Linked DNA regions of Homo sapiens: region 2 is linked to region 1. Evidence: read pairs that join two places in POLR2A ChIA-PET (ENCODE). Cell type or tissue: GM12878. All regions are shown on one strand. Links, peaks and the distances in the headings refer to the core of each region. The heading gives the core; the rest is flanking DNA. Region 1 overlaps CELF1 (CUGBP Elav-like family member 1). Region 2 overlaps ACP2 (acid phosphatase 2, lysosomal).

Region 1 (5,373 bases), core at 122-5,121:
AGCAACTACATTTTTAGAAAACATCTACTATATACCCAGAACTAAAGAGGATACCAAAAAAAAAGGCACAATCCCTGTCCTTAAGGAGTTAATGGTCTTGTTCAGAAAATACGACTTGCACTAGAAACAAGAAACATGGGAGAGCATCTATCTAAGGGAAAATGTTACCATAAATGTGAAAGACTTAAAAAATCTCAGGAGAGCTGATTCTTATTTCCCTGTCTAAATCAAATTTTTGTGCTATTTCATCACACTGTCCATGATACAATACATTTTTTGCTACCCTCCACTGAATTACATGGCCTACTAATAATTCCTTCATCATCATTTCTTTTGAACAGACTTCTCTGTGTTTTCCTGTCACTCTCACACAGATTATAAGTTTATGGATATGGCAAAACTTGCTGGTTCTACCTTCCCATGCTCCCCTTGTAAGGGCATCTCCGGAAGATGTGTGGTGCAGGAACGAGGTAAAGAAGCAGGCCAGGCACTGTGGCTCATGCCTGTAATCCCAGCACTTTGGGAAGCCGAGGTGGGCAGATCACTTGAGCTCAGGAGTTCAAGACCAGCCTGGGCAACATGGCAAAACCCTACCTCTACCCAAAAAATACAAAAAAATTAACTGGGCATGGCGGCATGTGCCTGTGGTCCCAGCCACTCAGGAGGCTGAGGTGGGAGGATCACTTGACCCTGGGAGCAGAGGTTGTGGTGAGCCAAGATTGTGCCACTGCCCTCCAGCCTGGGTCAGTGAGAACCAATCTCTTCCTGCGCTCCCCCCCGACCCAAAAAAGGCTAAAATTAATTCTGCTTTCAATATCTTCAGTAAATAGTCTGGTACTAGTGGAGATAAACTAGTAATTTTAGAGATGTTTCACAAACTTGTTACTTGGCTTGCTGTTCTTTACCACCAATAAATGAACTAGAGGGCCGGGCGTGGTGGCTCACGCCTGTAATCCCAGCACTCTGGGAGGCCAAGATGGGCGGATCACGAAGTTAGGAGATCGAGTCCATCCTGGCTAATACAGTGAAACCCCATCTCTACTAAAAATACAAAAAAATTAGCCGGGCATAGTGGCGGGCGCCTGTAGTCCCAGCTACTCCGGAGGCTGAGGCAGGAGAATGGCGTGAACCTGGGAGGCGGAGTTTGCAGTGAGCCGACGTCGTGCCACTGCACTCCAGCCTGGGCGACTGAGAGAGACTCCGTCTCCAAAAATAAAAAATAAAATAAAAAATAAATGAACTAGTACAGTTGATGGTGATCTGCAAAACCAAAATCATATAGTTATTTTCATAAGGAAATTCTAAAATGAAAATGGGTTAGACTGATTCATAATTTAATAATCTCAAATAACAAAGTGTGCTAATAAAATAGACAAATATTTACTACAAACCCACAATGTACCCTATACCTAGACTCTAGAGTCATACCACTGCTTTCTAATCCCAGTTTTGCTGCTTACTAGCCAGGTAACTGGGGAAATTGTTTAACTTCTTCATAAATACCTCTGTTTCTTCATGCACAAAATGGTTACACAAACAGTATCTACCTTACAGGATATTTGTTAGAATTAAATTTATACATGTAAAGCATTTAGAATAGTGCCTGACACATAGAAAGTGCTCAATAAACATTTGCTACTATTATTATTCTGGGCACCAAGCTTGGTGTTTATGGTGGAAAAGAATGAGTCCCAAAAAATTTCAGCCTGTTACATGATGATTCTATCTCTTCAAAATAAAGTACCTGATCTTAAGATGTACTGTACAACGCTCAATGGTTATGTTACTCAAAGACAACAGGTTCATCTGTTTACTGAGCTAGAAACATAGTGTGTAGTTTCACTTTTTAAAATGCAACAGCTATGCTGATTTTTTTTTTTTTTTGACACGGGTTTTGCTCTTGTTGCCCAGGCTGGAGTGCAATGGCATGATCTCAGCTCATCACAACCTCCATCTCCCGGATTCGAGAGATTCTCCGGCCTCAGCCTCCCGAGTAGCTGGGATTACTGGCATGTGCCACCAAGCCTGGCTGATTTTTTTGTATTTTTAGTAGACACGGGGTTTCTCCATGTTGGTCAGGCTGGTCTTGAACTCCCGACCTCAGGTGATCTGCCTGCCTCGGCCTCCCAAAGTGCTAGGATTACAGGTGTGAGCCACCTTGCCCAGCTGAAATTTTTTTTATCATTAACACTTGAAGTAGGCCGGGCATGGTGGCTCAAGCCTGTAACCCCAGCACTTTGGGAGGCCAAGGCAGGTGGATCACCCGAGATCAGGAGTTGGAGACCAGCCTGGCCAACATGGTGAAACCCCATCTCTACTAAAAATACAAAAATTAGCTGGGCATGGTGGTGGGCGTCTGAAGTCCCAGCTACTACTACGGAGGCTGAGTCAGGAGAACCCGGGAGGCAGAGGTTGCAGTGAGCTGAGATTGTGCCATTGCACTCCAGCCTTGGTGACAGAGCAAGATTCTGTCTAAAACAACAACAACAACAACAACAAAACGCCAGGCACAGTGGCTCAGGCCTGTAATCCCAGCACTTTGGGAGGCCAAGGTGGGTGGATCACCTGAGGTCAGGAGTTCGAGACCAGCCTGGCCAACGTGGTGAAACCCCATCTCTACTAAAATACAAAAATTAGCCAGGTGTGGTGGCATGCGCTTGTAGTCGCAGCTACTCAGAGGCTGAGGCAGGAGAATTGCTTGAACCTGGGAGGTGGAGGCTGCAGTGAGCTGAGTTCGTGCCACTGCACTCCAGCCTGGGCAACAGAGCGAGACTCCATCTCCAGAAAAAAAAAAAAAAAAGCAAACTTGAAGTAATAAAATAGGCTTCATTTATTTAAAAAAAAAATTGGGTACCTGAGATTATTCCAAAATATTTCCTAGCAGGAGGGGGAAGTGAATAGGTAAGAATTCTGGCAGCAATAGGCTGACAGATCTTGCACCTCCAACTGGGCCTGTTAGAGTCCAGTATATCTTCATTATGGATTACCAAACCACTTGTTCTGAGAACACTTATTTATGTATAAACATTTATTCATTCCTTCCATCAAACCAAAAAAAAAATTTCTTTCATGAAGCTTTCAAAATGGACACACTGGAAAAATATAAACTAATAAAATGAGACCAGGGAAGTTATAAATTTTAAAAAAGGCCAAGAACAAAAAGAAAGCTAGAATATAGGTGTGCTAATCAGAGTGTCACTTACTGAGGCTGAGCTGTAAAATCAAAGAGCTGCCACTGATTTTAATCTCCAATGACAGGCTCTACATAGGGTGCACAATGATTCATAGTATAAATGGGAAAACATTAGGACAGTAAAATGAGAAGGGCACTAAGAATAGCCAAGAAAGAGAAGATGAAGCAGATATAATGCCACACTCAAAAGAATTTGGAAAGTCAGTAAATATACAGGATCCAGGAGAGGCTAAGCACCAGGTCCTAGACCCTAAACAAATAAGCATCCAAAACCTACAATGCACAAGGTGCAGAAGAGATCCCTAAGTGATTCAGAGCCAGAATACATCAGTGTATAGTCACACAGAACTCTGCATCCATACCACACAGCCACAGAAGAAGCTGCCTCAATCAAGGTGTTTCTCCAGCATTTAATAACGTCCTTTCCTCTCCTCATTGACTACAGTTACAAATAGTATGGGCAGAGAACTGTCTCATCCCCACTCAGCTGACAAGTTCTATTCCCAACACTGCATGCTTATGACTCATGAGGGGATGGGGGAGGGGAGTGAAAGGAAACTGTAAAACAAAGCAACAAACTTGAATTTAGACTTACACTGACCAGGAGTAAGAATTCATCACTGTTTAATTAGAATATCTCATAACAAACCAAGAAAGTATCCTTTTAAAATACAGTAACAAACCCAGTATCTTCTGAAAATAACCTGAAATTTGTCTACATGTCATGTCTTCTGCTATTCCTTAAACAGACATGACACCAAAAGGCATTACAAGGCCTCTGTAAGGCCAAACTTTACAAAGCACTCAAACAGCGCAAACAGCATAGGTTGCTGTGGGGCCCAAAGCAACAGGGCATTCCCCACAGTTCCTTTCCTGGCAGACAGCGAAGTCAACACACTTAACCCCTACTGCACTCTTTCAAGATGTGCACTAAATCATTTCTTAAAGGGGTGGAGGTGCCTCATCTTTTTATACTCAAATTTTATGTCAAAAAATTTGAGTGCCAGGAAAGGAATTCAATACCACCCCAAGAGCTGATCTTTGTGACCTGTAACAAAACAAAGAGGAAAAAAAAAACACTACCACTTCAACAAGGTATGTTTCTAAGGGAACCCAAAGACCATTTCTGACATCACATTTCCCTGTTTGGTACCCTCTCGCCAAGACGGTATTTTGTTAAATACAAATCTTGTCTCCTCACCCCATCCCTAACAACCTGAAGCATTCTCTACAATTTACAATTGACAAACCTGAACACAGCAAAACAACAAAGACAAACGAGTCACCTCTTTCACTTGAAAACCTCAGTCCTCCACAGAGACGCACACAGACAGACAGATGGATGCACGTAAGAACACAAACTGTGTGCCCTGGCTGAGTCCTGAGCAGGTCTGAGCCGGTGCGGGTGCCAAAGGGTGGCCACACGGCCTAGCTAGTGGGCTGCTCCTGCTGTTGCTGTACAAATATAGCAAGCTAAAAAGTGGAACAGCAGCTTCAGCAGAACAGATTCTGCTCCGTGCTCAGAGAGGGAGGAGCAGGGAACTGAACAGCTTTACCCATACATGGTTGCTGAAAGGGGGCCATTAGTGAAAGCCCAATTATCTCACACACATGCATTCTGTTCACATGCTCCAGACAAAAAACAGAAACACACAGGCTGGTACTTGAAATAAGGTTTGAGATATTCTATTTCAGTCAAGGAACTTCCAAATAATTTCAGTCACTGACACCAAGAATCCCTCAGCCACGGGAAATGGAAAAGACATTTGAAAACCTTTACTAGGTCAGATTCTTCCCAGATCAGCAGTAGTGGTGAGGCTCAATTTATCATTTAAATCCTAAAATTTAACATGCAAAAAAAGGTTATTCTCCATTCGAGTGAACAATGTTAACTTTCACTAGTTCCTTGCTGCTTTCAGAATGAAGGTCTCATTCCAACTGTGTATGTTTTGAGCTCTTTTTTATTTTATGGTTGATACAAGTTAAAATAAACTCTAATATAATTTTTAAAATCTATGTCTGAGGATGATGGCTTATATAACCAGAAGCCAAATATTTGTGTTCCAAAAATTATTTTACTTAGAACAATTCATTTAGATTCACTTCAATGTGAAGTATGTGAAAAGCTTAATTGCTGACCAGAGTGAATTTTCCAACAATAAGAAATGCATGGCTGATTG
Region 2 (5,373 bases), core at 269-5,268, 280 kb before region 1:
GGCTGGCTGGCTGTTGGGTGATCCAGTTCCTTGGGAGCCAATGTTTGTACCCCTGGTATTAGCTGTTTTTCCCACTAAAATAAGCACTGAGAGGCAAGACCGTGTCCCTCTGAGCTATTTGCCGAAGACTTCAGGCTGGAGGAAAAAGAACAGGGCTTGATAGAAGTGCAAGGTGGATCCAGCACCAACTCTGCCATTTTCTAATCCTAGGTCCTGAGTGAACACTGACTGCCAGTTTACATCTCAGGTGTGTAGGGAGCGTGGAGGAGGCAAATCCTGTTTGGAGAAAGCCAGTGTCCAACACAGCACTTGGTAAACATCAGGCATGGGAATGCTGAGTGACAGGCACCATGGGCCACGCTGAGCCCCACTCGCTCATCTGGCTGGGGTCATCAGAGGGAGGCCCAACCCAGGATCTCCTGTCCATGGGCTGGGGAGCAGCAACAGTCAGGAGCGAGGGCCCAGCCCACCTCCCCTAGGAGGTGGAGGGAAGGGGGCTGAGTGGTTGTCAGGCGTGGTCCTCCCCATCTGCGACGTGGCGGTAGCCAGGAGGCTGGGCCTGCATCCGGAAGAGGACGGTGAGGAGCAGCACTATGAGGAGGAAGAGGATGGAGCCACATACAGCCAAGGCCACAATCACCTCTGGGCATGGGGGAGGCAAGAGAAAGGTCATGTCAGCGTTCCATCATATGCCAGCTACTGTTCTGACATATAGGAGATACACAGAGGTGGCCAAGACAGAGTCCCTGCTCTCATGGAGTTTACATTCTAGGAGAGGGGATGTAATAAATAAGCAAATGGGCTGGTCACAGTGGCTCACGCCTATAATCCCAACACTTTGGAAGGTTGAGGTGGGCAGATCACCTGAGGTCAGGAGTTGGAGACCAGCCTGGCCATCATGGTGAAAACCCATCTCTACTAAATAAAGTTGGCCGTGCGCAGTGGCTCACACCTGTAATCCCAGCACTTTGGGAGGCCGAGGTGGGTGGATCACCTGAGGTCAAGAGTTTGAGACCAGCCTGGCCAACGTGGTGAAATGCCGTCTCTACTAAAAATACAAAAAATTAGCTGGGCATGGTGGTGTGCACCTGTAATCCCAACTACTCGGGAGGCTGAGGCAGGAGAATTGCTTGAACCTGGGAGACAGAGGTTGCAGTGAGCCGAGATCACGCCACTGCACTCCAGCCTGGGTGACAGGATGAGACACCGTCTCAAAAAAAAAAAAAAAATTAGGAGTGACAGGTCAGTGACGAATGTGATACAGAGAGACAAAGCAAAGTAGGTCAGCAGGGAAGGCATCATTGAGAAAGTGAGAAGTTTAACAGAGACCTGGAGTCAATGAATGACATACAACAATCTGAGAAGAGTATCACAGGGCAGAGGAGACGAAGGGCAAAAGGCCCAGATGTGGGGATAAGCCTGGCACATGCTAGTATCATCAAGAGTCAGTCTCACCAGAGTAGAGTAAGCAAGGGGCATGTAGGAGATGGGGCAGGAGACCAGATGGAGTAGGGCCTAGAAGGCCATGGTGAAGAACTTGGATTTTATTCTATATGTGATGGGAAGCCACTAGAAAATTCTGAGAGGACAGTAGTATGAACTGGTTTACATTTTTTAAAAGTTAACTCAGTCGGCCGCGGTGGCTCATGCCTGTAATCCCAGCAATTTGGGAGACTAAGGCGGGCGGATCACCTGAGGTTGGGAGTTTGAGACCAGCCTGACCAACATGGAGAAACCTCATCTCTACTGAAAATACAAAATCAGCTGGGCATGGTGATGCATGCCTGTAATCCCAGCTACTCGGGAGGCTGAGGCAGGAGAATCACTTACACCCGGGAGGCGGAGGTTGCAGTGAGCCGAGATTGCGCCACTGCACTCCAGCCTGGGCAACAAGAGCAAAACTCCATCTCAAAAAAATAAAAAAAGTTAACTCTGCTGTGTTGAAAGACTGGTAGGGACAAGAATAGAACCAGAAAGAACTAGGAAGCTTTTCATTCGGTCAGGCAAGAGCTGACGGTAGATTGGACTGCGGAGGCAAGAGCACATATTAATATTTGAAAGGTTGAGCTGATCTGGCAGTGGGCTGGATGAGGGGTATGAGAAACGGTATGCAGAATGACCCCAAGGGTTATACTGTGCCACTAGGTGACTCGTGGCATTGACTGAAACAAGGAAGCCTGGAAGAAGAGCAGCTGTGGAAGGAAAAGCATCTGGTTTTAGACATTGCAACTTTGAGATGCCTTACTTAACATGCATGTAGAGATCTCAAGTTGGCAGCTGGATATGAGTCTCTAGCTCAGAGAAGAGGTTGTGAATCTGTGAGTCAGGGCGTAAGGACAGAAGTGGGCATGGAGATGGGCATAAAGTCATGAGGCTGCATGAGATCACTTGGGAGTGTGCACAGATGGGGAAAGCTCCAGGGATGAGTCCTGGGTCATCCGTTCTTTAGTGAGGAAGGGACGCCTGAAAGTCAGAAGCCAAGAAAGTGTTTCAGGAAGGGGTGACCAATTATGTAATGCTGCTGAGAGGTGAGAGAAGCTAAGAATTAGTCACTGGCTTTGGTAGGAGGTGACTGGTCACCAGACAAGTATGGCTTCAGGGTAGTGGAAGGTGACACAAGACTGTCTAATGTGAGTCTAAGAGAACAAGTGGTGAGGAAGCAGAGCCAGATTCTAGGCAGCTCTTTCAAGGATTCCATTCTGAGAGGGAAGAGGCTGGTGGCTGGGGAAGAGGTGGCTCTCAGAGGTCATGGATGGGCTTTTGGGAGGGAAGTGATCCAGTAGAGAAGCAGAGGCGTCAGAGCTCCTTGCAGAGATGAGGAGAGAACCCAAGTGCGGGTGGAGAGGCCACCCTAAGCGGTGGCTTCCCCCAGGAAGTAACCTGGTGGTGGGAGAACGAGCCAATTCTCTCTTGGCTCTTATTTTCTCGGTGATACAAGTGAGACATCACCCGAGGGTGAGAAGTGGGGAGAAGGTATAAAGCAGTCTGGGGTCGGGGAGGGAACTCCTAGCAAATGCAGTCAAATGGCTGGAAGTGCGACAGCTCTTGAGATGCGTGGATGTGAACTGCAGGCTGGTCTAGGGCATGACTAGCAAGGAGGCCGGTGACAGCTCACCTGTGTCTGCAGGACCGCTTGCCAGCTGGCACTCCTGCTGCCAATCCTTGGGCACGACGGGCTCTGTGAGGCGAAGGAAGTCCTGCAGTGGGCAGCGGTGAGGGCAGCCAGGCAGGCTGAGCGGCCAGGGGGCCTTGTCACTCTCGTTCCGAAAGTACATCTCCACTGAGAAATTCCTGAGGGTCGACAGGAGGCAACATGGGAGCTGCTCAGCCTGCCCATCATGGGGTCCTTGGGCTGCCCCGAGCCACCTCCCGAGGGCCCCCCTCCAGAGGACACTGCTAGCTCCACTCACCCAGAATCTTCCTGGTACAGTTCAAATATGTGGCAGGAGGCGTAGGGGGCTTGTTCACCATTGTAGACATCCAGTGCCATTTGCAGGGCAACCAGGGTAGTGTCGTGCTGCGGGGGAGAGGGGCTGCCCGTCAGCATTGTTCCCCACACCCGCAGGAACCGAACAGAGAAGAAATCCAGCTCCTTGCCTGACACAGCACGCTAGGGAGCGCAGGCACTCACCGCAGAGTAAACCAGCAGCTTGGGGAGCTGGGAGGTGGTCGCCATTAGGGTCAGGTTCTTCCTTATCTGAGCCAGCAGGACTCCTGAAGGAGAAAAGTCCCCGGTGTTGCTGGCTACAGCCACCTCTGCCTTCTAATTAGACCTATCTGTGCTCCTTTCACCCTCTGCCAGGCCTGGGCCTCATCACCTACACGGAGAACTCTTTAGTGTCATAGGGACCATGTAAGAACTCTGTGGCACCCCTCCTCTCTAAGAACTGTCAAATGTACAGAAGGAAGCAAGACAAAACAAGATATCTGCCTATATTTCAACACGGATGTAGAAACCTGCCTGTGTTTACAGAAGCACTTCAGTTTGAAACAAATGTAAACTTAAGATTGCTTCAGAGTACACAGCGGGTGGGTGCATGCCCGGGTAACTACCATATGCTCTGAAAAGTGAGATGTCAAAAAGGTGTGACAGCAGGCATGCCCTTAGGTGCTCAAATAAGGAAGCTGGCATGTGTGTTACTCTCAGCCTTCTCAAAATGGCCCCCAGTGGTTCTCTTGGGGCAGCTATTCATTTAGGAGAGGGAGGGTCTTCTGATGTGGGCGAAACTTAAGAACATGAATGGCAGGGCTGGGCGTGGTGGCTCATGTGTGTAATCCCAGCACTTTGGAAGGCTGAGGCGGGCAGATCACCAGAGGTCAGGAGTTTGAGACCAGCCTGGCCAACATAGTGAAACCCCATCTCTACTAAAAATATAAAAATTAGTTGGGCGTGGTGGCAGGCACTTGTAGTCCCAGCTACTTAGGAGGCTGAGGCGGGAGAATCGCTTGAACCTGGGAGGTGGAGGCTGCAATGAGCCGAGATCGTGCCACTCTACTATAGCCTGGGTGACAGAGCAAGACTCTGTCTCAAAATAAATAGGCTGGGTATGGCGGCTCATGCCTGTAATCCCAGCACTTTGGGAGGCCAAGGTGGGTGGATCACCTGAGGTCAGGAGTTCAAGACCAGCTTGGCCAACATGGTGAAACCCTGTTTCTACTAAAAATACAAAAATTAGCTGGGCATGGTGGCTGAGGTCAGGAGTTTGAGTCCAGCCTGGCGAACATGGTGAAACCCCGTTCCTACTAAAAATACAAAAGTTAGCCAGGCATGATGGCATGTGCCTGCAATCCCAGCTACTCAGAAGACTGAGGCAGGAGAATTGCTTGAACTCAGGAGGCAGAGGTTGTAGTGAGCCAAGATCGAGCCATTGCACTCCAGCCTGGGTGACAAGAGGGAAACTCCATCCCCCCGAAAAAAAATAACAATTTTTTTAAAAAGAATATGAATGGCAGAAAAGGAAGAGAGGTGGGGAAATTTGGTGACTAGCGGCATGAGGAGGGGGATTTGGTTTTGAAAGAGCAGGGAGTGTTTCAGTAGAGAGGGAAGTGTGTGAGAAGCCCCCACAGCAGATTTTTAACGCCTTAGGGTCCTGAGGAGTAGAGTGACACGCTGTCCTTGTCACTCACCCCCCTGAAGCCGGGCCTTCTCCGCCTGCTGGTAGATTCCGAAGAGGAAGCGGAAGCTGAAGTCCTTTAGCCGGCTGAGACGCTGCATGGTTTGGGGTGAGGCCCAGGGCGGCAGGCGCAGCCCGTGCGTTTGCTGTGTATCGCAGCAGGCAGGTTAGCGCCCCAGGCCTAGGCCAGCCTCTCCAGGGGGCAGCTCTCTTCCCTAGTGGGAAGGTGCCTGTGTGTGTGAGGGAGGGAGAGGGGAGA

Evidence for each region. Peaks named below come from ENCODE experiments on the same cell type or tissue, not always from the same donor. Only the 100,000 strongest peaks of a DNase experiment are listed, where the experiment ranks them.
Region 2: POLR2A ChIA-PET joins it to region 1 with 9 read pairs; 4 of 35 experiments call an interaction of 5 or more read pairs at or near these places.

What each region holds. Positions count from the first base shown.
Region 1 is chr11:47,520,045-47,525,417 of GRCh38, forward strand. All of the region lies in intron 1 of CELF1 (CUGBP Elav-like family member 1), which reads right to left. Among named protein-coding and RNA genes, the nearest start is that of CELF1, 30 kb to the right of the region's middle. RefSeq lists a silencer at 4,794-4,853. In GM12878, for the core only: no CTCF peak of the experiment used is centred there; no DNase peak of the experiment used is centred there; H3K4me3 peaks cover 1,694 bases; H3K27ac peaks cover 1,713 bases.
Region 2 is chr11:47,239,608-47,244,980 of GRCh38, forward strand. ACP2 (acid phosphatase 2, lysosomal) reads right to left here. Exons shown (of 11, transcript NM_001610.4): 7 at 5,128-5,260; 8 at 3,632-3,714; 9 at 3,411-3,517; 10 at 3,116-3,291; 11 at 1-642. The coding sequence ends at 509. Among named protein-coding and RNA genes, the nearest start is that of ACP2, 6.5 kb to the right of the region's middle. In GM12878, for the core only: no CTCF peak of the experiment used is centred there; no DNase peak of the experiment used is centred there.